Linked DNA regions of Homo sapiens: regions 2 and 3 are each linked to region 1. Evidence: chromatin loops called from intact Hi-C (ENCODE). Cell type or tissue: mammary epithelial cell. All regions are shown on one strand. Each heading gives the region's core, and the rest is flanking DNA. Links, peaks and the distances in the headings are about the cores only. Region 1 has its middle 68 kb from the start of LINC03076. Region 2 has its middle 41 kb from the start of SMIM30. Region 3 overlaps SAMTOR (S-adenosylmethionine sensor upstream of mTORC1).

What was found. A loop is a pair of places that touch in the nucleus more often than their neighbours do. Peaks named below come from ENCODE experiments on the same cell type or tissue, not always from the same donor. Only the 100,000 strongest peaks of a DNase experiment are listed, where the experiment ranks them.
Region 2: it touches region 1 in a loop (8-fold over the local background); 3 of 110 quality-filtered maps call a loop at or near these places.
Region 3: a loop joins it to region 1, with 13 times the contacts of the local background. A loop is called at or near these places in 17 of 110 quality-filtered maps.

The regions. Positions count from the first base shown.
Region 1 is chr7:112,544,447-112,555,206 of GRCh38, reverse strand. No RefSeq gene overlaps it. Among named protein-coding and RNA genes, the nearest start is that of LINC03076, 68 kb to the left of the region's middle. In mammary epithelial cell, for the core only: a CTCF peak has its summit at 4,567 (motif pointing left); a DNase peak (open chromatin) is centred at 4,546.
Region 2 is chr7:113,154,258-113,165,017 of GRCh38, reverse strand. No RefSeq gene overlaps it. Among named protein-coding and RNA genes, the nearest start is that of SMIM30, 41 kb to the right of the region's middle. In mammary epithelial cell, for the core only: a CTCF peak has its summit at 5,076 (motif pointing left); no DNase peak of the experiment used is centred there.
Region 3 is chr7:112,863,052-112,873,811 of GRCh38, reverse strand. All of the region lies in intron 3 of SAMTOR (S-adenosylmethionine sensor upstream of mTORC1), which reads left to right. Among named protein-coding and RNA genes, the nearest start is that of SAMTOR, 71 kb to the left of the region's middle. RefSeq lists enhancers at 4,544-4,603, 7,052-7,271. In mammary epithelial cell, for the core only: CTCF peaks have their summits at 4,446 (motif pointing right) and 7,288; no DNase peak of the experiment used is centred there.

The DNA of each region.
Region 1 (10,760 bases), core at 1,342-9,341:
TTAGCATAACGATTTCAAGGTTCATCCATGTTGTAGTACGCATATTTCATTTTTATGCCCAAGTAATATTCTATTTTTTGGATATAGCACATTTTGTTTATCCATTTGTCTATTGATGGACACTTACGTTGTTTCCATGTTTTGACTATTATGATGAATGCTACCATAAATATGTGTGTACCAACTTATTTGTGGACAGACTTTGTAACTTCTGGGTATCTACCTGGGGTTGGAGCTGCTAGGTCATATGGTAACCCTACATTTAATCATTTGAGGAACTGCCAGACTGTTTTCCAAAGTGAATGCACCAATTTACATTCCTGCCAGCAGTGTGTAAGAGTTCCAATTTTTCAGAACTTCACCAACTCTTGTTATTATCAGACTTTTTTTATTCTAGCCACCCTAGTGGTTGTCAAGTGCTATCACTAAAGGTTTTTGAGCCAATAATAAATGCAAATTTAGTTTCAGAAGGATGACTCTGACATCAAGATGGGGAAAGAATTGAAATAAGTAGGACTAGAGGCATAAAAGTCTAATAAAGAGATTCTAGCAAAGTTAGTAATAATATATAATTGAATTTGCCAGGAGAGTACATCTTAAATATTTTCACTGCTGAAAACAAAAACACAAAATTTAACTATATGAGGTTAAAAGAGAGAGATGATAAACCTATGACATAGTATATGTTTCTGTCAGTGGCTACTTAAGAAATATTACAAGTAAAAGAGGCCCATCACTCCAACTACTTTGTAATATCAGGGTCTTGACTTCACATTGTTTCCTCTAAAAGTTGATCATAATCTTTTAACAACTATCATGAAAATGGAGGCCACATTTTAAGACTCTTCCAAAGGAAGCCACCTCTTCTACACCTACCAAGTTCTTTGCCTGTTCTTCCCACTTTCATCCACCCCAGTGATATTTCTGGACACAACTAGTGGTGATCCTGTTTTTAATGCATTAACAAGGATTAGGCAATTAATTGGCTCTAGAAGGTGAGAAAGAAAGAGGAGTCTAGTAACTCCTGGTTTCTGGCTGGGGTGGCTGGTAAATACTAGTTCTCACTAAGACACATAAAGCAGACCAGGAAAGAGTACTCAGGGGAAAAGGAAGTGTAGTTAGGGAAAAAGGAAGTATTCAGATTTAAGCACTTTGACATTGGAGACATCCAGGAGAAGAATTGGGCAAATAGCTGGATAGGAGTTCCCATGGTAGCGCTTCAAATTGTCTGCTTCAAGTGCTTAAACTACAAGCCTGCAGAAAAGCTTAATTATTTGCTCATTTAAATGTCTAGAACTTGCCATCCTCCTGCCCTCTGCTGTAGTAAATAGAGTTTGAAATTAGAAAATTGGCCCCAATACTCAGTGAAAAGAAATTTGGAGGAAGTATCTCAGCAAAAGATAAAGAATAGCTATGTATTTCCCCAATTCTCTTCCGTTCTTTGCTGGTGAGATGCACCATGTTTACAAAATCTAGAACCAATAACCGACTTCCCCGATACTAGAATTCATTTGTTCACTCAGTTGTTCAACAGAAATGCATCAAGTGTCAGGTACTATTCAGCTGTTCAAGATGCAATTTATTAAACAAAAGAGACATGGTTTCTGCCCATCTTATCCCCTGCCATGGAGGTGCCTCCATGGTTTTTCTCACTCACAAGCTATTTTTCTGGAAAAGACAATCATCTAGCATCTGGGAATTGCACTAGATAGGAAGATTTTATTTTATGCATCAAATAATTTTTAATAATTATTTAAACCACCTTGGAAAAACATTTTTAAATGGTTGGCAGTTCTCCTAGAATACTAAGTTTCGCGAACAACATGAAAAAAATGGTTACAAAATTGTTTAAATCTCCAAAGAATATAATGCTAATTTTCTAAAGTAAGATAAGAGTTGAAAATCCTAGTTTAAAAATGGAAACTCAGAATAAAATGTTAAATACAAAACTGTAAACACTGCAGCACTGTTTGCCTCTGGCTCAAAAAGCAAAAAAAGCAGGGCATTGAGAGGGAGCCACACTGATGTTTGCAAGGCTTTTATTTAATGGTGCAGTTTCTTTTTTTTTTTTTTTTTTTTTTTTAAAGGATTGGCTTTTTTTTTTTTTCATGTTGAAGGATTGAGCACATATTTCTATTGAGGATCTTGAGTTAGTTTGCTACTTAAAATGCAAGTTCCTTATACAGATAAGGTTTGTGTCCTATTTCCAAACACATATAATGAGTGTAGTAAAGAGGGAATTTCTTTTTTTGTTTTTCTTTTTTGGAGATAGAGTCTCTTTCTGTTGCTCAGGCTGGAGTGTGGTGGCGTGATTGCAACCTCTGCTCCCAGGGTTCAAGCTCACTGCAACCTCCGCTTCCAGGGTTCAAGCTCACTGCAACCTCCGCTTCTAAGGTTCAAGCAATTCTTGTGCCTCAGCCTCCTGAGTAGCTGGGACTACAGGCATGAACCACCATGCCCAGCTAATTTTTTCTATTTTAGTAGAGATGAGGTTTTACCATGTTGTCCAGGCTGGTCTCAAACTTTTTTTTTTTTTGTCCTCTTTAGATTTATTTAATCTCAAGAATTTCTTATTTATTTATTTATTTATTTATTTATTTTTTATTGATCATTCTTGGGTGTTTCTCGCAGAGGGGGATTTGGCAGGGTCATAGGACAATAGTGGAGGGAAGGTCAGCAGATAAACAAGTGAACAAAGGTCTCTGGTTTTCCTAGGCAGAGGACCCTGCGGCCTTCCGCAGTGTTTGTGTCCCTGGGTACTTGAGATTAGGGAGTGGTGATGACTCTTAACGAGCATGCTGCCTTCAAGCATCTGTTTAACAAAGCACATCTTGCACCGCCCTTAATCCATTTAACCCTGAGTGGACACAGCACATGTTTCAGAGAGCACAGGGTTGGGGGTAAGGTCACAGATCAACAGGATCCCAAGGCAGAAGAATTTTTCTTAGTACAGAACAAAATGAAAAGTCTCCCATGTCTACTTCTTTCTACACAGACACGGCAACCATCCGATTTCTCAATCTTTTCCCCACCTTTCCCCCGTTTCTATTCCACAAAACCGCCATTGTCATCATGGCCCGTTCTCAATGAGCTGTTGGGCACACCTCCCAGACGGGGTGGTGGCCTGGCAGAGGGGCTCCTCACTTCCCAGTAGGGGCGGCCGGGCAGAGGCGCCCCTCACCTCCCGGACGGGGCGGCTGGCCGGGCAGGGGGCTGACCCCCCCACCTCCCTCCCGGACGGGGCGGCTGGCCGGGCGGGGGGCTGACCCCCCCACCTCCCTCCCGGACGGGGCGGCTGGCCGGGCGGGGGGCTGACCCCCCCACCTCCCTCCCGGACAGGGTGGCTGCCGGGCGGAGGGGCTCCTCACTTCCCAGACGGGGTGGCTGCCGGGCGGAGGGGCTCCTCACTTCTCAGACGGGGCGGTTGCCAGGCAGAGGGTCTCCTCACTTCTCAGACAGGGTGGCCGGGCAGAGACGCTCCTCACCTCCCAGACGGGGTCGAGGCCGGGCAGAGGCGCTCCTCACATCCCAGACGGGGCGGAGGGGCAGAGGCAGTCCCCACATCTCAGACGATGGGCGGCCGGGCAGAGACGCTCCTCACTTCCTAGATGTGATGGCGGCCGGGAAGAGGCGCTCCTCACTTCCTAGATGGGATGGCGGCCGGGCAGAGACGCTCCTCACTTTCCAGACTGGGCAGCCAGGCAGAGGGGCTCCTCACATCCCAGACAATGGGCGGCCAGGCAGAGATGCTCCTCACTTCCCAGACGGGGTGGCGGCCGGGCAGAAGCTGCAATCTCGGCATTTTGGGAGGCCAAGGCAGGCGGCTGGGAGGTGGAGGTTGTAGCGAGCCGAGATCACGCCACTGCATTCCAGCCTGGGCACCATTGAGCACTGAGTGAACGAGACTCCGTCTGCAATCCCGGCACCTCGGGAGGCCGAGGCTGGCGGATCACTAGCGGTTAGGAGCTGGAGACCGACCCGGCCAACACAGCGAAACCCCGTCTCCACCAAAAATATACGAAAACCAGTCAGGCCTGGCGGCGCGTGCCTGCAATCGCAGGCACTGGGCAGGAGTGAGGAGAATCAGGCAGGGAGGCTGCAGTGAGCCGAGATGGCAGCAGTACAGTCCAGCTTCCGCTCAGCATCAGAGGGAGACCAATTGTGCAGTTTCAGTGATGAAAATTACTAAAACCCTAGATGAGACTGTTTAATCAAAGAATAATAGCACTTTGCTAAATTCTTATTGAAGTTTAATTTACATACAAAATTCTCTCATTCTAAGCAAACAATTTGATAGGTTTTGACAAATGTATACAGCCATGTACCCCATCAACACAATAGATATAGAGCAGAGGTTAATAGAACTTTTGGTAATGATGGAAATATTCTGTATCTGGCTTGTCCAATGTGGTAGCCGTGAACTACATTGGCTATAGAACACTTGAAATGTGGCTTGGGGAATTAGGGTGCTGAATTGTTAACTATCTCATTTTAACAGCACATAGCATTTTCTTCACTCCCAAAAGTTCCTGTTGCTATCATCTTGCAGTGTTACTCTAGTGCCCTCTACTGACAAAGCCTAGCATTCCACTAGCTGGCAAATAAATATTTATAGGATGCAACCTCACTATTACAAAGCAGGGACTAGAAGGGTAGATTTCAATCGATGACTGGTCCAATAGGTGTGCTTAATTTTGATGAATTTCAGTTTATCCATTTTCTTTGTCCTTTTTGTCTTACCTTAGAAATCTTTGACTAAATAGTTTCTCTTAGATTTTCTTTTAGAAGTTTCGTAGTTTAGCTCTTACATTTAGACCTATCATTCAACTTGTGTTAACATTTTTATATGGTGGCCAGGTATGGTGGTTCATGCCTGTCATCCCAGCATTTTGGGAAGCAAGGTGAGAGGATCACTTGTGGCCAGGAGTTCAGGGCCAGCCTGGGCAACATAGGGAGACCCCATCTCTACAAAAAATACAAAAGTTAGCCAGGCATGGTGGCATACCCCTGTGGTCCTAGTTACTCAGGAGGTTGAAGCGGGAGGATCACTTGAGCCCAAGAGTTCAAGGCTGCAGTGAGCTTGATTGTGCTACTGCACTCCAGCCTGGGTGACAGAGTGAGACCCTATCTCTAAAAAAAAAAAAAAAAAAAAAAAAATTACATGGCGTGAGGTAATGATATTTTTACATATGGATATCTAATAGCTTCAGCATTTGCTGAAACACATTTGTCAACAATCACTTGACCGTTTACATACCGGTCTATTTCTGAACTCTCTGGTTTATATGTCTATCCTTACACCAATGAAACTATTTGGATTATAGCAACTTTATAGTAAATCTTGAAATCAGTTACTGTGAGTCTAACTTTATTCTTTTTCAAAATTATTTTGGCTCTTCTGGGTAGTGTGCACTTCAATATAAATTTTAGAATCAGCTTGTTAATTTCCATTAAGGAAAATGCCTCCTGGGATATGCGAGATTTTATTAAATCTATAAATGAGGTTAACTGACATTTTAATTCTATTGCATCTTCCAATTCATAAATTCAGTATATCTTTCCATTTATTGTAATTTTATAAAATGTATCTAAGCAATGTTTTGTAGTTTTCCTCAGTTGTTATTCTGGGGATTAGACAAACTCACAATTCTTACCCCTTCTGGTTCAGAGATTAAACTTTTGTCTGTCTTTCAGCTGCTTTTCAATACTTTCTAATATCTTTAAATAGTTTTTTAATTATTTAACAAGTTTTTATAATTATCTGCTTGGAATTTGTGGGATCACTTCACTCCTCCAAAAGCAAACTCCTTAAATATGTTGATAATAATCAAGTCTAAAGCAAAGATTAGAGCTCTTCTTGGCTCTAAATTCTATCAACTTTCTAGTCACATCTGGTGCTTGCATTATGATATCTTCATTTTAGTCAGCTAAAGCCTGAAATAGGAAGAACAAAATAGACAAAGCAAGCTCGTTTTCTATCAAGCTTCTTATATTTGTGAATTACACAGATTAGAACAGATTTACCAATCAGAAAACCCAAAGATGTGGTCATTCTCTCAAAATATTATATTATAAAGCACGTAAAAATCCTCATGGAAAGTGAAGTAGTGAGGAGAGTACAAGTACATATTTCACAATATTATCCAATGTGTTTTATTTCTCATTTCCAGTAATTCCTCCTACCATGCAACTATTTTCCCCAATTTCTTCGTTCAGAAAGCAGCAAGAGCAAGGGGGTCTCATATTCACTGCCATGTTCAGGTTTTGTTGTTACAGCAGAAATGAAGTTGGAAAGAAATTAGTTAATACTAAGTATTTGAAGTACAAATTAGACTTGAATATTCTGACAAAAACAATATCCTTATTTAACTTAATTATTCAATTTTATTTTTAAAATATTTGACTAGTTGATACATGTACATAGTACAGCATTCATAAAGTACAAAAAAAGTCTATCATGAAAAAGTTTCCTTCACTCATTTCTCCCCACCAGCAAGTTTCTTCTCATGTTTTCTTCTAAAACCTTTATAGTTTTATTTTTTATATAAAAATACTTGAATCATCTGAAGGTATTTTTATGTAAAGTGTAAACTGTGGATCCACTTTGGTTTTGTTTCCAGGTGGTTACTCAATTGTACCAATACCATTTGCTAAATAATCTACATTTCTCTTTACTAATCTGAAATGTTGCTTTCATCATCTGGATATTGAGGGCTTTAAAGCAATAAAACAATTTCAAACTACATACACCTCTATTTGCCTTTTTTAGATCACTACTTAATTTCACATTGTTTTTGGTATTATGTAGTAAACAAAGAGAAATTTTAACTTGGAAAAATTATTTTTATAAAACTTTCTAAATGATTCATCAGTTTCCTATGATTAGCATTTAGAGAATACTTACTATATAACAAGCAACTCACTGGGTATGAAGGAAATGGAAGTGTTTATATATTTATTTATTTTTGAGGGTCTCACTCAACCAGGCTAGAGTACAGTAGCGCTATCACAGCTCACTGCAGCTTCAACCTCCCAGGCTGAAACAATCTTCCCACCTCACCCTCCTGAGTAGCTGGCCACAGGCATGCAACACTACATAATTGCTTGCTTAGCTGTACTATTTTTTGTAGAGACTGTGGGTGGCTATATTGCCCAGGCAGGTCTTGAACTCCTGGCCTCAAGCCATCTTCCTGCATTGGTCTCCCAAAGTGCTGGGATTACAGGTGTGAGCCACCATGCCTGGCTGAGTTGTTCATTTTGATAAAACGTTTGCTCAAAACCTATCCTATGATAGACTATCTGGAAACACAAACCATCAAGAGGTTTATCTCTGGGGAAGTGACTTAATTTTTATGGCATACCCTTTTTTCACTTTTTGAATTTTATGTCCTATGTCTGTTACTTATTTTAAAAGTTTTGATTCTAAAATCCTATGGAGGGACCAAGATGGCCGACTAGAAGCCACTGTGAACCACGGCTCCCACTAAGGAGAACAAAAATGGTGAGTGGATCCTGCACCTTCAGCTGAGGTATGCAGATTCTCTTATTGGGACTGATGAGGCGGTTGGCATGACCCACAGAGAACGAGGAAAAGCAGAGTGGAGCAAAGGCCCACCCGGGAGCTGCACAGGGCAAAGGGAACTCCCAACCCCAGCCAAGGGAGGCGGTGAGTGATTGTTCTACCCCACCCAGGAAAACATGCTTTTTCCATGGATCTGTGCAACCTGCGATCAGGAGATCCCCTCCGTGAGCCCACGCCACCAGGGCCTTGGGTCCCAAGCACAGAACTGTGCAGACATTAGGTAGCCGCTCAGGTTGCGGCCAGTGGCAGCACACTGGAGACTGCCTAAGACACACCCAAGTTGGTTGGGTAGGGGGTGGGGACAGCCGCCATCCCTGCAGCTCCAGTCGGCCGTTCTCCCCTGCCGGTGCCAGGGAGACCGGATGATTTGCACTGGGAGGAATTCCCCACGGTACGGCTGTGGCAGACCACGGCCAGACTGCTTCGTTAGGTGAGACCCGGATCCATTTCTCCTCACCAAGCAGGGCCTCCCTGTGGGAATTTCAGCAACTCCAGCCAGATGTTTACGGACAGAACGCTGATCTCCCTAGGACTGAGCCCCTGCGGGGAGGAGTGGCCGAAATCTCCATGGTTCAGGGGATTTAGTCTTTCCTGCCTGCTGACTCTGAAGAATCCAGGCAGCCCGGACAAGGGGGGTTCCCTACAGTGCAGTGCGTCCACTCTGCCAAGGGGCAGCCAGAGTGCTTTATTAAGCGGGTCTTGATCCTGTGTCTCCTGACTGTGTGAGACCCCTCCCAACAGGGGTCGCCAGACACCTTATAAAAGAGTGTTCCCACCAGCATCAGGTCGGTGCCTCTCTGGGATGGAGCTCCCAAAGGAAGGAGCAGGCAGCCATCTTTGCTGTTCCGCAGCCTCCACTGGTGACACCTCCAGGTGTGGAATGACCTAGGTGAATAGGGTCAGGAGTGGACCCCCAGGAAACCACAGCAGCTCTATGGAAGAGGAGTCTGACTATTAAAAGAAAAATAAATAGAAAGCAACAACAACAAAATGAAAAAGACCCCACAAAAAAACCATCCAAAGGTCAGTAGCCTCAAAGTTCACAAAGATGAGAAAAAATCAATGCAAAAACGCTGAAAACTTGGAAAGCCGGAGTGCCTCTTCTCCTCCAAATGACTGCAATACCTCTCTAGCAAGGGCACGAGCTGGGCTGAGGCTAAGATTGATGAACTGACAGAAGTAGGCTTCAGAAGGTGGGTAATAACAAACTTCAGTGAGCTGAAGAACTATAGTCTAACCCAATGCAAAGAAGCTGAGAACAATGATAAAACATTACAGGAGCTGTTAACCAGAATAACCAGTTTAGAGAGTACCATAAATGACCTGATGGAGCTGAAAAACACAACACAAGAACTTCACAATGCAACCACAAGTATCAATAGCCAAATAGACCAAGAAAAGGAAAGAATCTCAAAGCTTAAAGACTATATTGCTGAAATAAGTCAGATAGACAAGATTAGAGAAAAACAGAATGAAAAGGCATGAACAAAACCTCTGAGAAATAGGTGATTATGTAAAGAGACCAAACCTACGACTGATTGGGGTACCTGAAAGAGACGAGAACCAAGTTAGAAAACCAAGTTAGAAAACATACTTTGAGATATCATCCAGAAGAATATCCCCAACCTAGCAAGAGGGCAAATGTTCAAATTCAGGAAATCCAGAGAACCCCAGTGAGATACTCCATGAGAAGATTATCCCCAACACACATAATTATCATATTCTGAAAAGTCAAAATAAAGAAAAAATCTTAAGGGCGCCAGAGAGAAAGGCCAGGTCACCTACAAAGGGAAGCCCATCAGACTAACAGTGGACCTCTCAGTGGAAACCTTACAAGCCAGAAGAGATTGGAGGGGTCAATATTCAACATTCTTACATGAAAGAATTTCTAACCCAGATTTTCATATCCAGCCAAGCTAAACTTCATAAGTGAAGGAGAAATAAAATCCTTTTCAGACAAGCAAATGCTGAGAGAATTCATCACCACCAGGCCTGCCTTGCAAGAGCTTTTGAAGGAAGCACTAAATATGGAAAGGAAAAACTGCTACCAGCCACTACAAAAACACACTAAAGTGCACGGACCAGTGACACTCTGAAGCAACCACATAAACAAGTCTGCAAAATAACCAGCTAGCATCATGATTACAGGATCAAATTCACACATAACAATACTAACCTTAAATGTAAATGGGCTAAATGCCCCAATTAAAAGACACAGAATGTCAAGCTGGATAGAGTCAAGACCCATCAGTGTGATGTATTCAAGAGACCCATCTCACATGCAAAGACACACATAGGCTCAAAATAAAGGGATGGAGGAAAATTTACCAAGCAAATGGAAAACAGAAAAAACCAGGGCTTGTAATCCTAGATTCTGACAAAATAGACTTTAAATCAACAAAGATCAAAAAAGACAAAGAAGGGCATTACATAATGGTAAAGGGTTCAAGAAGAAGAGCTAACTATTCTAAATATATATTAACCCAATACAGGAGCACCCAGCTTCATAAAGCTAGTTCTTAGAGACATACAAAGAGACTTAGACCCCACACAATAACAATGGGAGACTTTAATACCTCACTGTCAGTATTAGACAGATCTTTAGAGACAGAAAATTAACAAAGATATTCAAGACTTGAACTCTTCTCTGGATCAAGTGGACCTGATAAATATCTACAGAACTTTCCACCCAAAAACAACAGAATATATAGTCTTCTCAGTGTCACATGGCAGTCACTTATCCAAAATCAATCACATAAGATCACATAATTGGAAGTAAAATACTCCTCAGCAAATGCAAAAGAACTGAAATCATAACAGTCTCTCAGACACAGTGCAATTAAATTAGAACTCAAGGCTAAGAAACTCACTCAAAACCACACAACTACATGGAAATTGAACAACCTGCTCCTGAATGACTTTTGGGTAAATAATGAAATTAATGCAGAAATGAAGAAGTTATTTGAAACAAATAAGAACAAAGAGACAATGTACCAAAATCTCTGGAACGCAGATAAAGCAGTGTTAAGAGGGAAATTGATAGCAATAAATGCCCACAAAAAAAGCTAGAAAGATCTCAAATTGACATTCTAACATCACAACTGAAAGAACTAGAGGACCAAGAGCAAACATCCCAAAGCTAGCAGAAGACAAGAAATAACCAAGATCAGAGCTGAAA
Region 2 (10,760 bases), core at 1,263-9,262, 610 kb before region 1:
ATTGATAAAGTTGTCTTTTATCAAAATAGTTTTCTGCGTTATATTCTTGTTTTTGAACTGCCATCATTTTAACATTCTCCCAGTGATTGAATGTCTGTTTGACAACTACTTTACAGAAATATAAATTTGTTTTTCTCACCTCACACTTACTGCTAACTAGGTGAATGGATGCTGGGCATGATACTAGAAAATAGAGGTAGTTATTTGGTTTTTATAAATCTTCCAAAATACACCTCATTCTGGTTATGGCTTAGTAGAGTCTCCCATCAGTGCTATCATTAATGTGATAAATAAAATAATTAAATATTACTAATTATTTTTGCAATACAAAAATAGATAATATCCAATTTCAGAGGGCCTAGGCTTCCTGACTTCCTAGTGAATGCCGACGCTTTTTAATGCCAACATTTGTGGAATGAAAGTGTTGAAGGAGGGTTCTCTTTCAAGCTTTAACAAAGCCCAAATTTCAGTAAAATAAAAGTTAATGTCACTTTATTAATTACACATAATTCATATTATCAACTTCTAATACAATCTTTGAAGAAGTCAAATAGCATCAGCTTACCCTTTAACACTATCTGCACCCTTTTTAATTAATTACATCTTTAAAATATTGACTTCCAAAGCTAACATAATTCTTTCAGGATTCTTCTGTACTGATCAGGGAATTAGGCTTTGTATTTTTCATAATATAATAAAAGAAAAAAATGAACTTTGAGGTCAAAAAGATCATGTTTTTAATCCTCTCCTTTCCATTTAACAAGGCATTAATCAATTAACCTATATGAAGTACACTAACGTTCTTCATATGTGAAAGTGTGGACAACACGCAGCTTCAATGGTTTGTGTGAGCATTATGGAAAACATTCATGACACAGGAAAGCACCCAGCATTACCTGGTACTCAGTAGGCATGCCATAAGTATGTCATGCTTGGAGGGATCACTGTCACAAAATGTGAAATGAGGTTACGACATAGAACTTTTTTAAAGGCTACAAAATATCATAAAGCCAAATTTTAACCTTTCTATGCCTTTATCTATGCATTTAATTTAGTCAAAAAGCATTACTGTGTCTCTTATGTGTGCAAGTCTGGATTCTAGATGCTAGGAACCCCAAGATATCCATTTACTGATTTCAAGGGGAAAAAATGTAGTTGTAGGAATAAATGTGTGAGAATAAAATCACAAGAAAATGCAATAAGAATGTTTACCTAGATACTTTATGAAATTGACCAGATATTTTGGTTTTATGTGGATGTAGCCATGTCCATCTTTCTAATTCAAAATTCACTTAATCTATGTATAGATTATGCAAACTGTTGGTTCACTAATTGGGCTCTGAAGTCAGTATCACTCTAGGGAACTACTAAAAGGATGAGAAGATCAGAATCTGGTTCATTACTCCTCACCCTGTTCTACAACAAGCAAAGATGTCCTGACTTTAGCATCTTTACATAATGGGGTTCAATTCAACAGTTTATTAATTTAAAAGTTGTCCAGAGCAAACAAATAAAGGTTGAAAGTCACTAATAAGAATGATTGTTTCACTTAAGCCAGGCAGAGGAAGACAAATATCACATGTTCTCACTGGTATATGAGAGTTAAAAAAGTTGATCTCATGGAGGTAGAGAGTAGAATGATGGTTACCAGAGACTGGGAAGTAGGGAATCTAAAAAGAGATTGGTACGAATGTACAAACACACAGTTAGAAAGAGTAAGTTCTAATGTTCAGTAGCAGAGTAGGTTTACTATAGTTAATGACAATGTATTGTATATTTCAAAATACCTTAAAAAGGGGGTTTGAAATGTTCCCAGATTATAGAAATGATAAGTGCTCAAGGTGATGGACCACTCAGATCCCCTGATTTGTCATTACACAGTCTATGCATGTCACAAAATATCACATGTATTCCATAAATATGTACAAATATTTAAATTAATAAAAATAAGTAAAAATAAATCTTATCAGACAACTCAAAAAAGAATTGTTTCATTAAAGCAAACTATTCAAATTTAAATATCATAGAATTATTGCACATATCATCTCCAAATTTTAGCAAGGGTGTTATAGGAAGCCTCTCCGCACATGTGACCTTTGAGCTCAGACATGGAGAATGGAAAGAAACCAACTATTCCAAGAGCTCAGGGAATAGCATTCCAGGTAGAAGGAATAATTCCTGCAAAAGCTCTGAAATAGTAAAGTGTAGAAAACAGTTTCATTGAAGAAAAAAGGTAGCCAGTGTGAGCCAGTGTGGCTGACGTATCGCAGACAAAAATGCAAGTGGAACAAGATGAGACTGGAAAGGGAGGTAGTTTTGAGATTGTGCAGGCCCTTGTAGGTCATAGTAAGGAGTTTGGATTTTATTCTACATTCAAGGAAAAGTCACTGAAGGCTATGATTAGGGGAGTCTTCTTTAAAAATTGCTGTGGCTTTAGTATGATAATGAATTTGAAGGGAGCAAGAGGAGAAAATGAACAAGTTTAAAGGTATTAGTATAGTGAAAGAAAGAGATCATGGTGTCTTAGATTAGAGTAACAGCAGTGGAATTGCAGAGCTATGGATATATTTTGCAAGTAGAATCTTCACAAACTTGCTTGTGGATTGGATGAGGTAGATACAGAAAAGAGAGAAACTGAAGATGATCCCTCTTTATTTTGTGAGCAACATGTGGTGCCATTTACTGAGATGGTGATTTCTGGAGGGAAGACAAGTCTGGGAAAACAATCAAGGTTCTGCTTTGGACACACTAAGCTTGAGATGCCTGTTTGACAACCCAGTAGATCAAGTAGGTAACTAGGAAATAGAAGAAGGAGAAGAAGGAGAAGGAGAAGGAGAAGAAGGACGAGGAGAAGAAGAGGAGGAAGAAGAACTAAGAATTATTGGGCACTTTTACTATATATGAGATACTGTCTGAAGTTCTTGGCATGTATTAAGTCATTTACCCTCAAAACAGCTTATGAAATAAGTACTTTTAGTATTATTAAGTACAATTACTAGTATTTCTATTGTATTACAGGGGAAATTTAGGCACAAAGAGAGTAAGTAACTGGACCAAACAAGTAGTAAATGGTAGAGCTGGGAACCAAGTCCACTCAGTCAGGCCCTTGAGCCCATCATCTTAACTTCTACACCCCATGGCTTCTAGGACTTGTGGCCCAGGAGAGCAGCCTCAGTTGTAAATAGATATTTGTGAGTTCTTAATTAATAAACTTTTTAATCCAAAATATATTTATCGAGCACCTGCTATGTGCTCACAATGCATCGGATGGTAATAAAGGTTTTGATGAAAACAAACACAGTGTAAGGAAAGTAGGAGTGCCTGGAGTTGGAGTGAGTGCTGTGTAATACAGCGTAGCCAGGGATGGTCCCTCTGAGGAGGTGATATTTGAGCACAAAGATGAAAGAAGTGAACATGCAAGCTGTGCACATATCTGATGAGTGAAAGTGTCACAAACAGAAAGAACAGTAAATTCAAAGGCCCTGTGGCAGAGGCATGCTTAGCATGTTTAAATATCAGCGAGGTAGCTAGGGTGGCTGGAGTAGCATAAGCTAGGGAAAATATTAGGCTGAAGAGATACTAAGTAATCAGATACTATTTAAACCATCTAACTAGATGAGATCACCTATGGAGAGTGTTTAGAAAAGAAAACCTAGCCCTGAAGCATTTTTTATTTAGAAGTCAGATAAAAAAGAAGAAACTGCAAAGATAGAAGGAAAGCTCTGCAAACAGGAGAAAAAGCGGAAGAGTGTGATGTCAGAAAAGCTAATAGCAGAGAGTATTTTAAGGAAGTGATAAATTGTTCAATGCTTCTGACAAGTCCAACAAAATGCGGATAGAGTCAGGTCCATTAGATTTGGCAACATAGAAGCTGTTGGTGATCTTGACAAAAGTAGGTCCACTGGAATGGTAGAATGAGGATGGGCTTTATTATCAAACTAAAGCCTAAATTCTTGTTTTACCATTCATAATTTCATGCACCTTTCGTAGGTTCCGTAAGGTGAACCTACTTTTGTCATCTGTAAAGTAAGGTAAAAACATTCCTCTTGGCCAGGCACAGTGGCTCATGCCTGTAATCGTAACACTTTGGGACGCCAAGACAGGCCAAGGTGCTGGAGCTCAGGAGTTCAAGACCAGCCTGGGCAACACAGTAAGACCCCCATCTCTACAAAGATTTAAAAAATTAACTGGGCATGTTGGAACATACCTTTGGTCTCATCTGCTCAGGAGGCTGAGGTGGGAGGATTACTGGACCCTGGGAGGTCATGGCTGCAATAAGCCTTGATTACACCACTGCACTCTAAACTGGGCAACAGAGTGAGACCCTGTCACACACACACACACACACACACACACAAAATCCTCTTACAGAATTGTGATGATTAGTGATAATGTATATAAAGCATCAAGCCACTCTCTGATCCTGGCCTTTTTTTACCAGCCTTAGTAACTGAGCTTCTGCTTGTTTCCAAGGCCCAATTCTCATCTTGTGTTCTGTTAGAAATTGCAGGGATGCTTTTAAAGAGTGGAAATATGATGACATAGAATTAAGGACTCAGAAACACCTGAATATCATCATTGGCCAGAATTCTCTCCAGGCTATGTCCTTTAGGAAAAGAGAGTAAAGCATCTTATGAGATGAAGCTCCTAAGGTGCTCAGAGGCCACACACCTCAAATGGAGATGAAAAGGAGCAGGGCAGAGACATTCCCCCTGTGCCTCCCATGGCTGATTGGGGCAGCGGTGGAAGAGGGGAACTAGAATAGGGTTAGGTCCAGGACCATGGAAGGATAAAAGCCTCTGAAGAGAGAAAAAATGGCTATAGCTACTTTAAAGGAGCCCACGTCTTATCATTCTGGAAGGAAGAAACAAGGTAATTCATGCCCATCTGTGTTCTTTTAAAAAAAAAATTTTTTTTGAAAGTTCTACCTTCTTGCACTATGATGGAAAGAGGGCCTTCGAATTGTATCTATCCCTGACAACATTCCTTCTTACGGTGAAACCTGTACCTGGGTATGGGAGTGGGGAGTGCAGGGGGATGTGGAGGGTGCAAGAATAGAAAAGAGCCTTGGGCTCCCCCTAGAGGTCTGTATGCTCCAGTTTGCTTAACCAGATTTCTGCCTTGTTCTATGACTAAATAGCTACTTTAATAATATTCTTAGAACTAGAAACCTGCTACACACTTTCCATTCTTTCCCCTTTCCACCATACCCGCATTTAAGTTTCCCCCAAAATCCAGCTCTGAAGCCATGCCTTGCATACTTGAAGATTTACTGGCAAACTCCTTAGATACCAACTGCCTGCCTGCCTTGACATCTGAGATTATTGATGCTGAATTCTCTCTTATTGCATATTCTCACTAATTACTGTTTTGAAGCCTCCAGAGAGGACTGTTTGCCTACGTATTGACAGAGATTCTAGATATCAATTCAGCCTCCTATGCTGGATTTCTTCCCAGCACCTGCTCCAATCTAATTTCAGATTTCTAAAATTCAATCTAATTTCAGATTTTTGTTCTTTCCATACAGCACTGTCCTGTTGCAGTGAACGTGCAAAAACTGGCGATGTCCTAAGCTGAATCTGTGTTTATTCTTGCAATTGGCTTGAAAATGTTGTTTGCCATTAATGAAAAATGTAAAGCAATGATTACTTTAGACTGGGAGACCCTGGATAGCAGGGTTAAGCCTTAATTATCTTTAATCTCTAGGATCTAGCCCACCACCTGGCATATAGTAGATGCTCAGTAGATGTTTTCAAAGGAACAGAATAAATTAATTCACTTTCAGGCATTTATGAGCTAAGCTCAATATCACGGGGATAATAGCATAGTTGTGTCTAGCTGACTTTACTTTTGAAGCGGTTAATGTGAATCCAACAATTTTTCCAAATTTTCAACAATTAAACTAGCTTACTATAGGCTTTTTCTAGTGCCCTTTCTAAAAAAATTAAAAAGAGAAGCCAGTCTATAAATTTGAGGTTCAAGGATAGTCACTAACATCCTTTGAGGACTTGAGGACATGTCGTGAGTCATGAGGTGAAAGGAACTGAAAGTGAACCCTGGAATAACAAAACTGCCCACTTTTTAAGGAAAATGGGGCTTTCTCTAGTGTGGTAATGCCTTCACGACATTCCTTAGGCAATTGAATGATCATTTCTCAAGGATTTCTCAAGAGGAAGAAAATAGGTCAATAAGAGAGCTCTGTCCATTTGGTAAGAAGTTACCTCAAATTCCATGTGAATGTTTGCACTTAAAATATAATGATTTTTAAATGACAATTCTAAATATTAATGTGAGATGCTGGTAAAAAAGTAGTCAGTTATACTTAGATAATTTACAAAGTTATGTCACAAATATCTTCATTAAAACTGGCAAAAACAGCAAAAATGCATCTACCTAAGAATTACTATAGGCCTAAAATACCATATTTGTTGCATGAGTATGATATCAGCCACTGATGTTCAAAAATAATTAAAAGAACGAGTTGCTATTTTTTTAACAAAAGTCCATTGATTTGCCTGGTTTTCTTTTTATTCAACAAATTTCACAACTACTTTGCTAGTCACTAATAATACAAAAAGGAGAAGGGACTGCCCCTAACCTAAAGAGTTCTCATTCCAGTTAAGTAAAAAATTATACCTTGTGATTATTATCTCATATTTTACTAAATTAGTTAAGCTGACCAGCTAATTGGTGTTAAATAGACACAATCAACTTGTGTCTATTTAAAATTTGTTGTGCAACATATGGGTTATCTATATTGTGTATTTCTCCTCCTTCTTAGCCCTGCTGCTCAGTTTTGTTATTTTACTACTTAGTAACATACTCATGAGACAATGGACTCAGAAAACCGTAACAAGTGAAATTATTCTTCAACTGACGTATTACGAAAAAAGACTTGCATGCTTAACTGATAAATATAAATGTGTAAGATGCTTTTGGATTACTATAAGAAAAGGTAAAAAGAAATGTGAAGGAAAGATATAAACCAACAACTCACAAAAGAAAAAAGGTTCACCTCATTACTAGTAAAATAGATGTAACTTTAAAACAGTAACATGCCATGGGTCACCTGTTCTGAAAACAGTTTTCAAGATTGATAATGTCCAGATGATAAAAATGTGGCAAGAACAGAATTTCATATATGATAGTAGAAACAAACAATCAAGATAATGTTTTAGGAAGAGATTTGAGTGATATGTCTCAAAATTTTAAATTTGTATGTCATGTACCCAGTAATTCAACTCTAGAAATCTACCCTATAGAAATATTTACACCAGCTCTCAGATAAGAATGTTCATTTGAGCCTTGTTTCTAATAGCAAAATTGGAAATAATCTGAATTGTGATTTACAAAAAGGGAGATGACTGAATAAATTACTGCACAAATCATATAATACTAAGTAGCAATTAAAAGGAATGAGGTTAAACTATGTGTACTGACATGGAATGTTATCCAGCATGTAGCTTTAAGTAAATGGAAAACAAGTTGTAAGTGTACAGTATAATTTCATTTTTGTGATAAATAGAAACCAACAAGCATGTATGTGCATGTGTTTGTTTATGCTTAGAAAAAGTCTAGAAGGATATTTATGATCATTAACATAGGTTCCTTCTGAAGAGTGAGACTGGGGTCAGAGTGGAGGAACAGCTCATGTTTGTATCGTTTGATTTTTTACAAATGCATATTAATTTCACTTTTTAAATGTTTTAACTACTCTTTTCTCCTCCTTTATCAGCAGTTCTGAAAAAAGAAACATTTTAGAGCCTGGATTTAAAATTCAAATCCTGACTTGGCATTTTCTAGATATCAAACTAATACCACAGTCTAAAAAATAGTAGCCATAATCTTTAGGTTCCATGTCTGCATTGACACATATACATGAAGGCTTTGTTCTAAAATCCCATAGTTTGAGACCTGAAGCAGAGAGTGTATACCAGTGAACACTGCTTATGTTGTGTGTGGGGTGAAATGCTATATGCTAAGAAGGATAAGCCACAGCCAAGGAGCCCCATCACACAATTCGATGCTACCAGAACTCAGTAAGTAGAACAGTCAAGACTCCAGCAACCCAATCTTTATGAAGCGTATTTGAGAACTTTGTACACAGATACATTATTTAACTTCAGGATTCTCCATTTAAGGTTATAACCAAATTGCTTCTGTGAAGTATTTTTGGGCTGCTAGATATTTTTGTCTAAAAGAAGTTACTTGTAAAATCTTAAGACAGACAAATTTCGCAAAAATTTTTCCATTAGCATATTGAAAAATGTCACATGTTTTCTCTATCAGATTTCATAAATTGACAGCCATTTTATTAAGTTAAATGACATCAGCTTTAATAATGTTTTTATTTGTCAGTCATTAGATTATTGTTCTATATTTATCTTCTTCCTGAGAGGAAAATGAACAATCAGTACCATATATCTTTTGTCCAGAAAAGTTTCTTGTCTTCCAGGATTTTATTGGATATTCTATAATAATTATAATAGTGACTGTGCTTAAAATTTATTGTGAAATTGCTGAATAACGAACACTGTTCTAAGTGCTTTACATAAATTAACTTATATTTAATCCTCATAACAAACCACAGAGGAGGCACTATTATAGTCCCATTTTATAGAGGAGGGAAATAAAGCATAGAGAAGTTTAGTAACTTCCCATAGTTATACAGCTGGTAACTGGAGAAGCCAGACTTCAAGTCCCAGGAGTCTGGCTCCAGGGTCTGTACTCCAGTCCTGACTTCTAGACCATGTTGCCCAACTACCCACAAACCAGAAGTATGTGTGATTGGGAATTGCAAGGCCAGGGTCTGATGAAGGTGAGCATAGAGTGTTGGTATGAGGTATATCACAAGCCTTGCTCATCCCCACCTCTGCATTCTCCACACCCAGAAATTAACAGGGAAGAAAATATAATCCCTTTGCACATATGATCATTTAAAATGTCACATTTTCTGAAGAGTATGGTTTTGTCATTTTGATGCATATTTCCACCTCCTACAAATACAGCATTCACTGAAAAACAAAATTACTCTGAATTATATAAAACTCCTTATCTGATATATCTTGAAACCATAAAATAATAGTAGTAGATCAATTATATTGATCCACACTAAGGCTTCCAGGACACCAGCCTGAGCATACACCCTTCCCAAAGGGAAAATTCCAGGAAATCTCTGACTCCTTGGAATACTCTAAACCAGAGGTTGCTCATTCACACACCAATAGGGTCCAGAAAGCCAGGAAGGTAAATTTAATATGTAGATCCTGTGGAGTATAATATAATCAGCAGTGGGGAAACGTGGAAGTAACTGGAGAGGGCACACTTCACCTAAGAACATGCAGATTTAGTTTTTTAAACACTGAACTAGTCACATAAAATACAGCAGAAATTATATTCTGCTCTAAACAGAATAGCATAGCAATTTGCCTCTTGGTCCGTCCAATCTGACCAGTTTATTCCATTTCCTGGAGCACTCTGTTACTGTTCTTACTCTTCCTCTGGCCTCAGCTTAATGCCAATCTCCCAACAAATCTTCTCTGACACCCAGCAGATTGGATTAAGTGACTATGGTATATACTTTTCATTATAATTTTGTTAAATATAATTTTTATTATAATTTTTTGTTCAGAAGCTTGCTATTAACTATCAATCCCCGGAATATAAGATCCCTGAAGGTAGGAACAGAGTCTATCTTGTTCACTCTTAAATTCATTTAGTCATTCAAAACATAGTTATCGCACTCCTATTAAATTCCAGGTACTATTATTCTAAAAACAAAACATACCAGTGAGAAGACAGCAGGCAAATTCTCTGTACATAAGCCTCATTGGTCTTATTTTAGTGGGAAGATGTGGAATGAATGAGTGAATTAATTAATTCATGAATGTGTGCTTTGTTAGATGGTGATAAGAAATGCAGAGTATAAAGTAGTTAGGGCAGAGGGTGTGCAGGTTGGGAGTAAGGGTTACTGTTTATAAAGGCTGGCAGAGAAGATCTCTCTAAGAAGGTGACATTTGAGCAAAGACATTAAAGAAATTATGAGTAATACATAAAGCTATCTGGGGGAGAGCTTTCCAGACAAAAGGAACATTGAGCCCACAAGTTCTTAAGCAGGAAAGTGCTTTGCCTGATTGAGGAACAGCAAAGAGCATTAGTTTTTGGAATATGCTCAACAAATGAATGAAGTAATTAATGTGTTCTCAAAGACAGAGCTGTTGAGAAGCAAAATATAATCATTTTAATATTACCTTCTCTTCCTTCCCTTATGACAAAAAAAATGCCAATAAAGAATGAAATGACAGAAAGATTAGAGAAGAGGGGCAGGAGGGATCTAGGTACTATAATACATAATTTAGTAAGGATGATTTCATGATTAACTCTTTCACATTTGTTCATTTACATAAAGGCCTAAAGTTTGGCATGGCCAAATGATATGTGCACCACAGTGCAGATTTATTTAACACCAGTATATGCACCATTCACCAATATCTAACCATGATTGTTAGACTATTTTTTACTTTTGAAAAATTGTGCTTCACCTTTTTTCAAATGTTTGAGGTATAAACCTCAAACATTTATATGTTAATTGGCATTATATATTAGTAATTGATCTTTTCTATTCTTCATGTTTCTTATCATTTAAAATGCATTAGTTACCATGGAAGCAATGTCACGGAGTAAGGGCAAACCTGGTGACATCCACAAGTGAAATATGAAATCAATTACCATAATGGCTGTGCAATTTATGGTAGTTACTT
Region 3 (10,760 bases), core at 970-8,969, 320 kb before region 1:
GATCCATAGTTTGCAAATATTTTCTCCTATTCTCTAGGTTGTCTGTTTATTGATAGTTTCTTTTGCGGTGCAGAAGCTCTTTAGTTTAATTAGGTTCCACTTGTCAGTTTTTGTTTTTGTAGCAATTGCTTTGTAGGATTTAGTCATATATTCTTTGCCTAGGCCAATGTCCACTACAGTGTTTCCTAGATTTTATTCTAGCATTTTTATAGTTTGTGGTCTTCACGTAAGCCTTTAACCCATCTTGCATTAATTTTTCTATATGCTGAGAGGTAAGGGTCCAGTTTCATTCTTCTGCATGTGGGTAGCCAGATTCCCCAGCACCATTTATTAAATAGGGACTTCTTTCCCCATTGCTTATTTTTATTGACTTGTTTGAAAATCAGCTCCTTGTGTGTGGCTTTATTTCTGGGTTCTTTATTCTGTTCCATTAGTGTATGTATCTGTGTTTGTACCAGTGCCATGCTATTTTGCATACTGTAGCCTTGTATTGTAGTTTGCAATTGGGTAATGTGATGTCTCCAGCTTTTTAACTTTGGCTGAGGATTGCTTTGGCTATTTGGGCTCTTTTTTGGTTCCATGTGAATTTTAGAATAGTTTTTTTTTTAATTCTGTGAAAAATAACATTGGTGATTTGATAGGAAGAGCATTGAATCTGTACATTGCCTTGGGCAGTATGGACATTTTAACAATACTGATTCATCCAGTTCATGAGCATGGGATGTTTTTCCATTTGTTTATGTCACCTGTAATTTTTTTTTTAGCAGAGTTTTATAGTTCTCTTTGTCAGAGATCTTTCACCTCCTTGGTTGGATATATTCCTAGGTATTTGTGTGTGTGTGTGGGTGTGTGGGTGTGTGCACGCACGTGCACACACGCACACAGCTACTGTAAAGGGGACTGCATTCTTGATTTGGTTCTTAGCTTGAGTGTTACTGGTGTAGAATGGCCATTATAAATAGTATAGAAATGCTACTGATTTTTTAAATTTCTTTTTTTTTTTTTTACTACTGATTTTTATACATTGATTTTGTATCCTGAAACTTCACTGACTGTTTAGGAGACTTTTGGTGGAGTCTCTAGAATTTTCTGAAGAACAGAATCATACCATCAGTGAAGAGAGATAATTGACTTCCTCTCTTCCTATTTGGATGCCTTTTATTTCTCTTTCTTGATTGCTCTGGCTAGGACTTCATTATCATTTTATGTTCAACTATGTTGAATAGGAGTGATGAGAGTGGACATTTTGTCTTGTTGCAATTCTTAGGTAGAATGCTACCAGCTTTTGCCAGTTCAGCATGATGTTGGATGTGGGTTTGTCATCGGTGGCTCTTATTATTTTGAAGTATATTCTTTAGATGCCTAGTTTGTTGAGGATTTTTATCATGAAGGAATGCTGGATTTTTCTATTGCTTTTTCTGTATCTAGTGAGATGATCATATGGTTTTTAATTCTGTTTATGTGGTGAATGACTTTATTGATTTGTATGTGTTGAATCAATCTTGCAACCTAGGAATAAGGCCTACTTAATCATGAATTAACTTTCTGATGTGCTGCTGGATTTGGTTTGCTAGTATTTTACTGTGGATTTTTTCATCCATGTTCATCAAGTATATTGGCTGTAGTTTATTGTTGTTTTTTCATTGTGTCTTTGCTAGATTTGGCATCAGGGTGATACTGGTTTCATAGAATGAGTTAGGAACGAATTCCTCCTCCTCGATTTTTTTGGGGGGATAGTTCCAATAGGATTGATACCAGTTATTTTTTGTGCTTCTGGTAGAATTCGGCTATGAATTCCTCTGGTCTGGATTTTATTAATTACTGATTCAATTTCGGAACACATTGGTCTCTTCAGGGTTTCAATTTCTTCCCAATTTAATCTTTGGACATTGTGTGTTTTTAGGAATTTCCTCTAGAATTTCTATTTTGTGAGCATAGAGGTGTTCGTAGTAGTCTCTAGGGATCTCTTGTATTTCTTTGGGATTGGTATCATGTCACCTTGTCATTTCTGATTTTGCTTATTTGAATATTCTGGTTGTTTGTTTAACTAGTGGTCTTTGTTTAACTAGTGGTCTGTCAATCTTGTTTATGCTATTAACATTGATCATTTGTATGGTTTTTTGTTCTTGATTTCATTTACTTCTGCTCTAATTTTAGTTACTTTTTTCTTCTGCTAGCATTGCAATCAGTTTGTGTTTTTCCAGTTTCTTTAGGTACAATAGTAGATTGTTAATTTGAGACCTTCCTATCTTGGTGTGGCATTTAGCACTACAAACTTTTCTCTTAATGCTGCTTTTGCTGCATTGTAGAGGTTTTGGTATGTTGTGTTTATATTTTCATTTGTTTCAAATAGTTTTTGATTTATGCCTTAATTTCATTGTTTACCCAAAAGTCATTCAGGAGCAAGTTAATTTAGTTTCCATGTAATTGTGTGGTATTGAGAGTTCCTCTTGATATTGATTTCTATTTTTATTCCTCTGTGATATGAGAATATGCTTGATATGACTTTGACCTTTTTAAAATTTATTGAGACTTGCTTTATAACTGAGCATGTGGTCCATCTTAGACTACGTTCTGTGTGTAGATGACAGAAGAATGTGTTTTATGTGGTTGTTGGGTGAAGTTGTCTGTGGATGTCTGTTAGGTCCAGTTGGTCAAGTGTCAAATTTAAGTCCAGAATTTTAGTTTTTTGCCTCAATGATCTAAGCTGTGAATGAGGTGAAGTCCCCCACTATTACCCTGTGGCTGTCTGAGTCTTTTCCTGACTATAGAAGTAATTATTTTATGAATCTGCATGCTCCAACATTGGGTGCTATATTATTTAGGGTAGTTCAGTCTTCTCATGGAATTGAGCTCTTTATCATTATGTAGTGCCCTTCTCTGTGCTTTGTTACTATTGGTTTAAATTGTGTTTTATCTGATAAAAGAATAGTGACCCCTGTTTTTTTTTATATTCCATTTATGCAATAGATCTTTCTCTATCCCTTTACTTTGAGACTGTGTATTACATGTGAGATGGGTCTCTCAAAGACAGAAGATGGGTGGGTTTTTTTTTTTTTTTAATCCAATTTCCAACTTATGTCTTTCTAATGGAGCATTTAGGTCAGTTACATTCAAGGTTAATATTGATATGAGAGGTTGTGTTTCTTTCATAGTGTTATTAGTTGCTTTGTAGTCTCAATTACGTAGTTGCTTTATAGGATCTGTGAGCTGTGTGTTTATGTATGCTTTTGTAGTAGGGAATATTGTTCTTTTTCCTTGTTTAGAACTCCCTTAAGTATCTCTTGTAGGGCCTGTGATGGCAGTGAATTCTCTTAGCGACTGCTTGTCTGAAAAATACTTTATTTCTCCTTCATATATGAAGCTTAGTTTGGTGGGATATGAAATTCTTCGCTGGCATTTCTTTTCTTTTAAGAATGTTGTTTTAAAAAGGCAGGGAGCGGGAGCCCAATCTCTTATGGCTTGTAAGATTTCTCCTCAGAAATCTATTGTTAGCCAGATGGGTTTCCCTTTATAGGTAATCTTTGAGATTTTTTCTTTTGCTTTGACCTTGGATAGTCTAGTGACTATGTGCCTTGGGGATGGTCATTTTGTCTAGTATCTCACAGGACTTCTCTGGATTTCTGCATCTGTATGTCAACCTCTCTACCAAGATGGGGGAAATTTTCATGAATTATGTCCTCATGTATGTTTTCCAAGTGGCTTGTTTTCTCTTCTCTCTCAGGAATGCCAGTAAGTTGTAGATTTGATCGCTTTACATAATCCCTTATTTCCCCAAGGCTTTGTGTTCTTTTCTTCTTCTTATTTTTATTTGACAGGGTTGATTTGAAGAACCAGTCTTTGAGCTCTGAAATTCTTTCTTCTGCTTTGTCTAGTCTGTTAAGGCTTCCAACTGTATTTTGAAATTCCTCTAGTGAATTTTTTAATTCCAGATGTTCTGGTTGGTTCTTTCTTAATATGGTTATATTATCTTTCAACTCCTGGATCATTTTTCTGTTTTCTGTTGAATTTCAACTTTCTCTTGAATCTTGTTGAGTTTTCTTGCCATCCATATTCTGAATTCTGTATCATTTCAGTCATTTTATTCTGATTAGGATCCATTGCTAGGGAGCTCATGTGATCCTTTGGAGGTGATGGAACACTGGATTTCTATAATTGCCGAAGTTCTTGTGCTTGTTCCTTCTCATCCGAGGAAACTGGTGCTGCTTTTTTTGAATTTGCTATCATTGGGATGGTTTTTTTTTTTAATTTTTATGCTTTATTTCGTTGATATGACTGGTGTATGTTGAATATGATCATTTGATTTCATTTCTGGGTGTATTCATGTGTTATGGGTTCCTTGGTTGCAGATAGTTTCTACAGTGGCTTTCTCGGATGTTGCTTGGTGTAGAGATGTATTCTTGTTTGGTGGTGTAATTCAGGCTGCCGTCCAGTAGATGGCGCTTATGAGTAAGAGCCAGCAGGAGGCGACAGAGGCAAAAGAAGCATCCTTATCCCGCCAGTGCCACTGGTCTTCAGCGGGAGTGGAGCTGCTGGAGAGGCCTGCACAGCACCTCTCTCAGCCCACACGCTCTGGTCCCCAGCATGTAGAGCTGCTGCCGCATTCGTCCCAGTGCACTAATGAGCGGGGCTGGGGGCGAGAGATTACCCCCACTCTCCGAATTCATTCCTTGGCTTTGCTGTTGCCCCCTTCAGTGGCTTGTGCTTCACTTTTGTTTCCTTTGACCCAAGGAAGGCTTTGGCAGGCCACGTTCCTCCTTCTGTTGGGGCAGTCCACACTGAAGGTTAAATCTCCAGGGGACTGGAGACTGCTTCCCTCCCTGTCTTTGGACTGGTGGGCTACTGTCCCGCAACCAACCAAGGAAGCAGCCCGGGACACCCAGCAGTGACCCATGCAGACTTGTTCCAGGTCACAAAGCTGTCCCTGGCTGCAAGTCAAACCACGTAGGAGAAATACCAGCTTCAGCAACTCTCCTTCCACTCCGGTCTTGCAACAGGAGACAGCCTAATTCCAGCAACTACTGCTGGGGCACTCTCCACACTCACTGCCTGATTCTGGCTGTGGGGGCCTTTTCCCTGCTCCAGAGCAAGCACTCCAGTCTCTGACTGATACTAAAATGTCTGCAGTGGCTGCTGTTGCCAGGTGGCCAAACAGTGACTGACTTTGTGTGAGCCTGAATTTGAAATGGTGTCCTCCTCTCAGTCCTAGGTCTGGGAAAATGCCTGCAGCTTCCTGGTGTCTTTCCCTCACTATCTCTTAGCCTTTCCCCACACTACCTCCCAGTTTTGGGAGAAACAGGGCGCTCTCCCTTTGCCTGGGTTATACAGATAACTAGCAGAAAAGTGAGACACACAGGAAGACAGACTGCCCCTTTCACATACTGGGGCTTTCATTCATGTAACCAGCCAAACACCTTCACGAGGATTGCTGGCTTGCCTTCTCCTCCCCAGGGTCTAGGGTATCCTTTACTAGTCTGGTGAATTCCCATTTTCCTTCTTGAATTAAAGTTACATATTGATCTTTACGCACTATTTTTGCTATTTCCAAGTGGATGGGTAATGCTGAAAGCCTCTAATCCACCATTTTTGGGGAAAAAAGACAAAACTCTTGGTTGCTTAATAGTAGACATAGTAGTTTGCAAGTGTAAGGTGTTCTTGAGCAGCAGTCCCCAACCCTTTTGGCACCAGAGACCAGTTTCGTGGAAGACAATTTTTCCATGGACAGGGGTGAAGGGTGGTTTCGGAATGAAACTTTTCCACCTCAGATCATCAGGCATTAGATTCTCATAAGGAGCACTCCACCTAGATCCTTTGCATGTGCATTTCACAGTAGGGTTCATGCTCCTATGAGAATCTAATGCTGCTGCTGATCTAACAGAAGGCAGAGCTCAGGTGGTAATGCTTACTGGCCGCTCACCTCCTGCTATGCAGCCCGGTTCCTAACAGGCCACGGACCAATACCAGTTTGCAGCCCAGAGGTTGGGGACCCCTGTTCTAAAGCAAAGCCATAATTTTTCATGTTTTGCTTTTAAATATTAACTGTATTTGGTAAACAAGCTAACTGATAGGCATTTTATTTAAATATAGTTCTTTTCTGCAGAGTTTAGAAAAGTCTTGTGCTTTTTAGAATATTATTCCATGTTTTATGATTTATCCATTCAGGAACATTATCCAAAAGTTTTGACACATGCAAAATCCTATCCTATTACTATAGTAAGAAAATAATTTTACTTAGACTGTCAGCATACTAAGTGGCATTGTACCTATAGACACCATAACTTCTTCACGTATGGGTAGTTTTGTATCATAAAGAATTCCTGAAAATTTTTATAAGAGTAATATGAAATTCAGAAGTTGGACAGTTATAAGAAGACTTTTAATTCCATTTCCTTGAGAAATAGAAAATTATTAATTATGCCTCATGCTTTGAACAGAATTAGTAACAATATATTTTCAGTAGTTATACATGTTCTTTAATATTCATAAAATTGAGTACACGATTGAATTTTTAGCTTTTCAATTACGTGTCCAGTGATTACAAAATTGAGAGGTTGAAAATTCACTGTTTTAAGCAAGCTGAATGAATTTTATCTTTGTCTCAATTGTATTAAGATTGACAACTAAGCTTCTTATCCCTGACACTATTTTAATTTTCATTTCATTCAGGTTAGGATCCATTGCTAGGGAGCTAGTGCAGTCCTTTGGAGATGTTGAAACATTTTGGCTGTATTGTGTTTCAGTTTTCCAGTAATTTGTATCAAATGATGGACATTACAAAAACGTATAATTGACAATGGCATATGCAGGGGAAAACAGAGCCCAATTTTTAAATTCCTTCATCTGGTATTTAATGTCTTCCCCAGTTTGTTTACAATCGCATTCTTTTGAGAAAGTATAGCAGTAACATTGTTTGAAAGCATCTTGAGAGGAGGAAAAAAAGCAGGTAAGAAAAGCAGGGATTAGTATGAAGTCTGCTGCTAATTGGAAAACAAAGGAAATTTTTAAACACTTTCGAGATGTAGTATTCAGGCCTGGGCAGAGTCTATGTTTGGGACCTATAGTGGAGAATGGAGGTTGAGTCTTTGGCTTTCTAAACCTTCTACCATGAAGTTTATGGGGCAGCTGCTATTTAAAGAGGTACAACAGAAACTGAAACTCTGTAGAAGAGCCCTCTTCTTGGGTTGCACCCAACTCCCTTCCTGACTTCTTTCATTTTACCAGGCAACTGCTGTGTAGCCGCAGGCAGGTGGCCACTAGAACTCACGCCCTTCCTTCCCTGGCTCTTTTTCACTCTCCCTGTTTCACTTGGCCTGGGGAGATTACCTAGCTGTGGGTCGGCCAAAGGCAGAGGTGGCTTCTTTAGTTGTAATGTTGCACAGAATTCTGAGATGTTTCCCTATTCCAAGTTTTATAATATATTCCATTGTAAGCTTATTCTTACTATGTGGATAATAGCCAAATTCCTGGTATTGAGCAACTGTATATGGAAAAATATATAGACATTTAATCTCAAATCTTATTCTTTGTTTTTTAAATTACAGTCCTCAGTAGTATTATACATTTATTATATTGTGTATGGTTCACATTCTTCCTCAGTTCAGCTCTCTATACAGAAAAGCATGTAAAAATAATTCATAAAGCATTTTATTTATATAGCAATTACCTAAATTATATTTTAGCTGTGTGTATTTAAGGATAATAGCTTTGTCTTCTTTATCACTGTATTATTGAAACCTGTGGAATGCCTGGCATGTAAATAGTTAGTATATAGTTGAATAATCTAATATAGAATGTTAGAGGGTAATTGCTTTATTTCTGGAGAATATCATGAGTTTTTTAGGTATTTTGTTTTAAGAGACAGGGTCTTGCTGTGTTGCCCAGGCTGGAGTGAAGTGGTGCAATCATAGCTCATCATAGTGGACTCCTGGGCTCATGCAGTCCTTCCCCTCAACCTCCCAAGTAGCAAATATATGTATATAGATAAATATATATATATGAATAAATATATAAATAAGTATATATATGAATGAATATATATGAAATATATATATGAATATATGTATATATGAAATATATATGAATATATGTATATATGAAATATATATGAATATATGTATATATGAAATATATATGAATATATGTATGTATGAAATATATATATGAATATATGTATATATGATATATATATGAATATATGTATATATATGAAATATATATATATATGAATGAGACGGGACACCAGGCATGGAGGCTCACGCCTGCAATCCCAGCACTTTGGGAGGCCTAGGCGGGCGGATCACAAGTTCAGGAGATTGAGACCATCCTGGCCAACATGGCGAAACCCTGTCTTCACTAAAAATACAAAAATTAGCTGGGTATGGTGGCGTGTGCCTGTAATCCCAGCTACTTGGGAGGCTGAGGCACGAGAATCCCTTGAACCCAGGAGGCAGAGGTTGCAGTGAGCTGAGATTGCACCACTGCACTCCAGCCTGGTGACAGAGAGAGACTCTATCTCAAAAAAAAGAGAGAGATGGGGGGTCTTGCTGTGTTGCCTAGGTTGGTCTCGAACTCCTGGCCTCAAGTGATCCTCCCATATTAGCCACCCAAAGTGCTGGGTTTAAGGCATAAGCCACTGTGCCCGACTGAGAATGCCAATTTTAAAATTTTAAAATTAAGAGTATAGCGTTAATTTTAAATCTAACCAAAGATGAAATGTGAACTACAGGTGGAAGCCATCTTTGAAATACAGAAATTTTTAGGCCAGGGCTGGTGGCTCACACCTGTAATCCCAGCAGTTTTAGAGGTCAAGGCAAGCGGATCACTTGAGTCCAGGAGTTTGAGACCAGCCTGGACAACATGGCAAAACCCCATCTCTACAATAAATATAAAAATTAGTGGGGCACGGTGCTACGCACCTCTGTCCTAGCTACTTGGGAGACTGAGGCGGGAGGATCACTTAAGCCCGAGAGGTCAAGGTTGCAGTCAGCTGTGATTGTGCCACTGCACTCGAGCCTAGGTGACAGAGAGAGACCCTGTCTCAAAAAAGAAAAATATATAAATTTTTGAAGAACTTTAGCCATCTGGATTATTTTCCCACCTCAGTTCTCCAAAGCAGTGGTTTTGGACTCCAAAGAAATATTGTTACCTGTGTTAATTTGATAGTGGTTAAAACACAGAACTTTCAGCTGTAAATATGAGTGTAGAGTGGTCAAGTACTTCAGAGTGAAGTACTCAGTCACTCTCTAAGCCTTTAAGCAGTATTTGTTTAAGAATCATTCTTGAGGAAAAGCCTACCCCCCAAAGATCTTTGTACTGTTATGGATTAACTCCAGGTTGAATACAAATAGAATTCACAGTATCCTATCATTAAACTTTATCATAAAAACACAGGAGAACCCATGTCCAAATGCCAGATTTTTTTTTTAACTTTTAAATTCAGGGGTACAAGTGTAGGTTTGTTACATAGGTAAACTTGTGTCATGGGGGTTTGTTGTACAGATTATTTCATCACCCAGGTATTAAGCCTAGTACCCATTAGTTATTTTTCTTGATCCTCTCCATTTTCCCACCCTCCAATAGGTTTCAATGTGGGTTGTCCCCCTCTGTGTCCATGTTTTCTCATTTAGCTCCCACCTATAAGTGAGAACATGTGGTATCTGGTTTTCTGTTCCTGCGTTAGTTTGCTGAGGATAATGGCCACCATGGCCATTGTCCCTGCAAAGGATATGATCTCATTTTTTTATAGCTGCATAGTATTCCGTGGTGTATATGTACCACATTTTCTTTATCCAGTCTACTGTTGACGGGCATTTAGGTTGATTCCATGTCTTTGCTATTGTGAATAGTGCTGCAGTGAACATACATGTGCATGTGTCTTTATAATAGAATGATTTATATTTCTTTGGGTATATGCCCAGTAATGGGATGGAAAGTTATTTCTTTTGTTCATTGAGGAATCACCACACTGTCTTCCACAATGGTTGAACTAGTTTACGCTCCCACCAGGAGTGTGTAAGCATTCCTTTTTCCCCACAACCTTGCTAGCATCTGTTATTTTTTGACATCTGACCGACGTGAGATGGTATCTCATTGCGGTTTTCATTTGCATTTCTCTAATGATAAGTGATATCAAGCTTTTCTTCATATGATTCTTGGCTGTGTGTATGTCATCTTTAGAAAAGTGTTCATGTCCTTTGCCCACTTTTTAATGGAGTTGTTTTTTTTCTTGTAAATTTGTTTAAGTTCGTTGTAGATGCTGGATACTAGACCTTTGTCAGATACATAACTTACAAAAATTTTCTCCCATTCTGTACGTTGTCTGTTCACTCTGTTGACAGTTTCTTTTGCTATGCAGAAGCTCTTTATTTTAATTAGATTTCATTTGTCAATTTTTGCTTTTGTGCAACTGCTTTTAGCATCTTCATCACGAAGTATTTGCCTTTGCTTATGTCCTGAATGGTATTGCCGAGGTTGTCTTTCAGGGATTTATACTTTTGAGTTGTATCTGTAAGTCTTTAATCCATCTTGATTTTATTTTTGTGTATGGCTTAAGGAAGGGATCCAGTTTCAAACTTCTGACTATAACTAACCAGTTATCCTGGCACCATTTATTGAATAGAGAATTCTTTCTCCATTGCTTGTTTCTTTGAGTTTTGTCGAAGATCAGATGCTTGTAGGTGTGTGATCTTATTTCGGGATTCTCTATTCTGTTCCATTGGCCTATATATATGTATTTTTTTAAACCAGTGCCATGCTGTTTT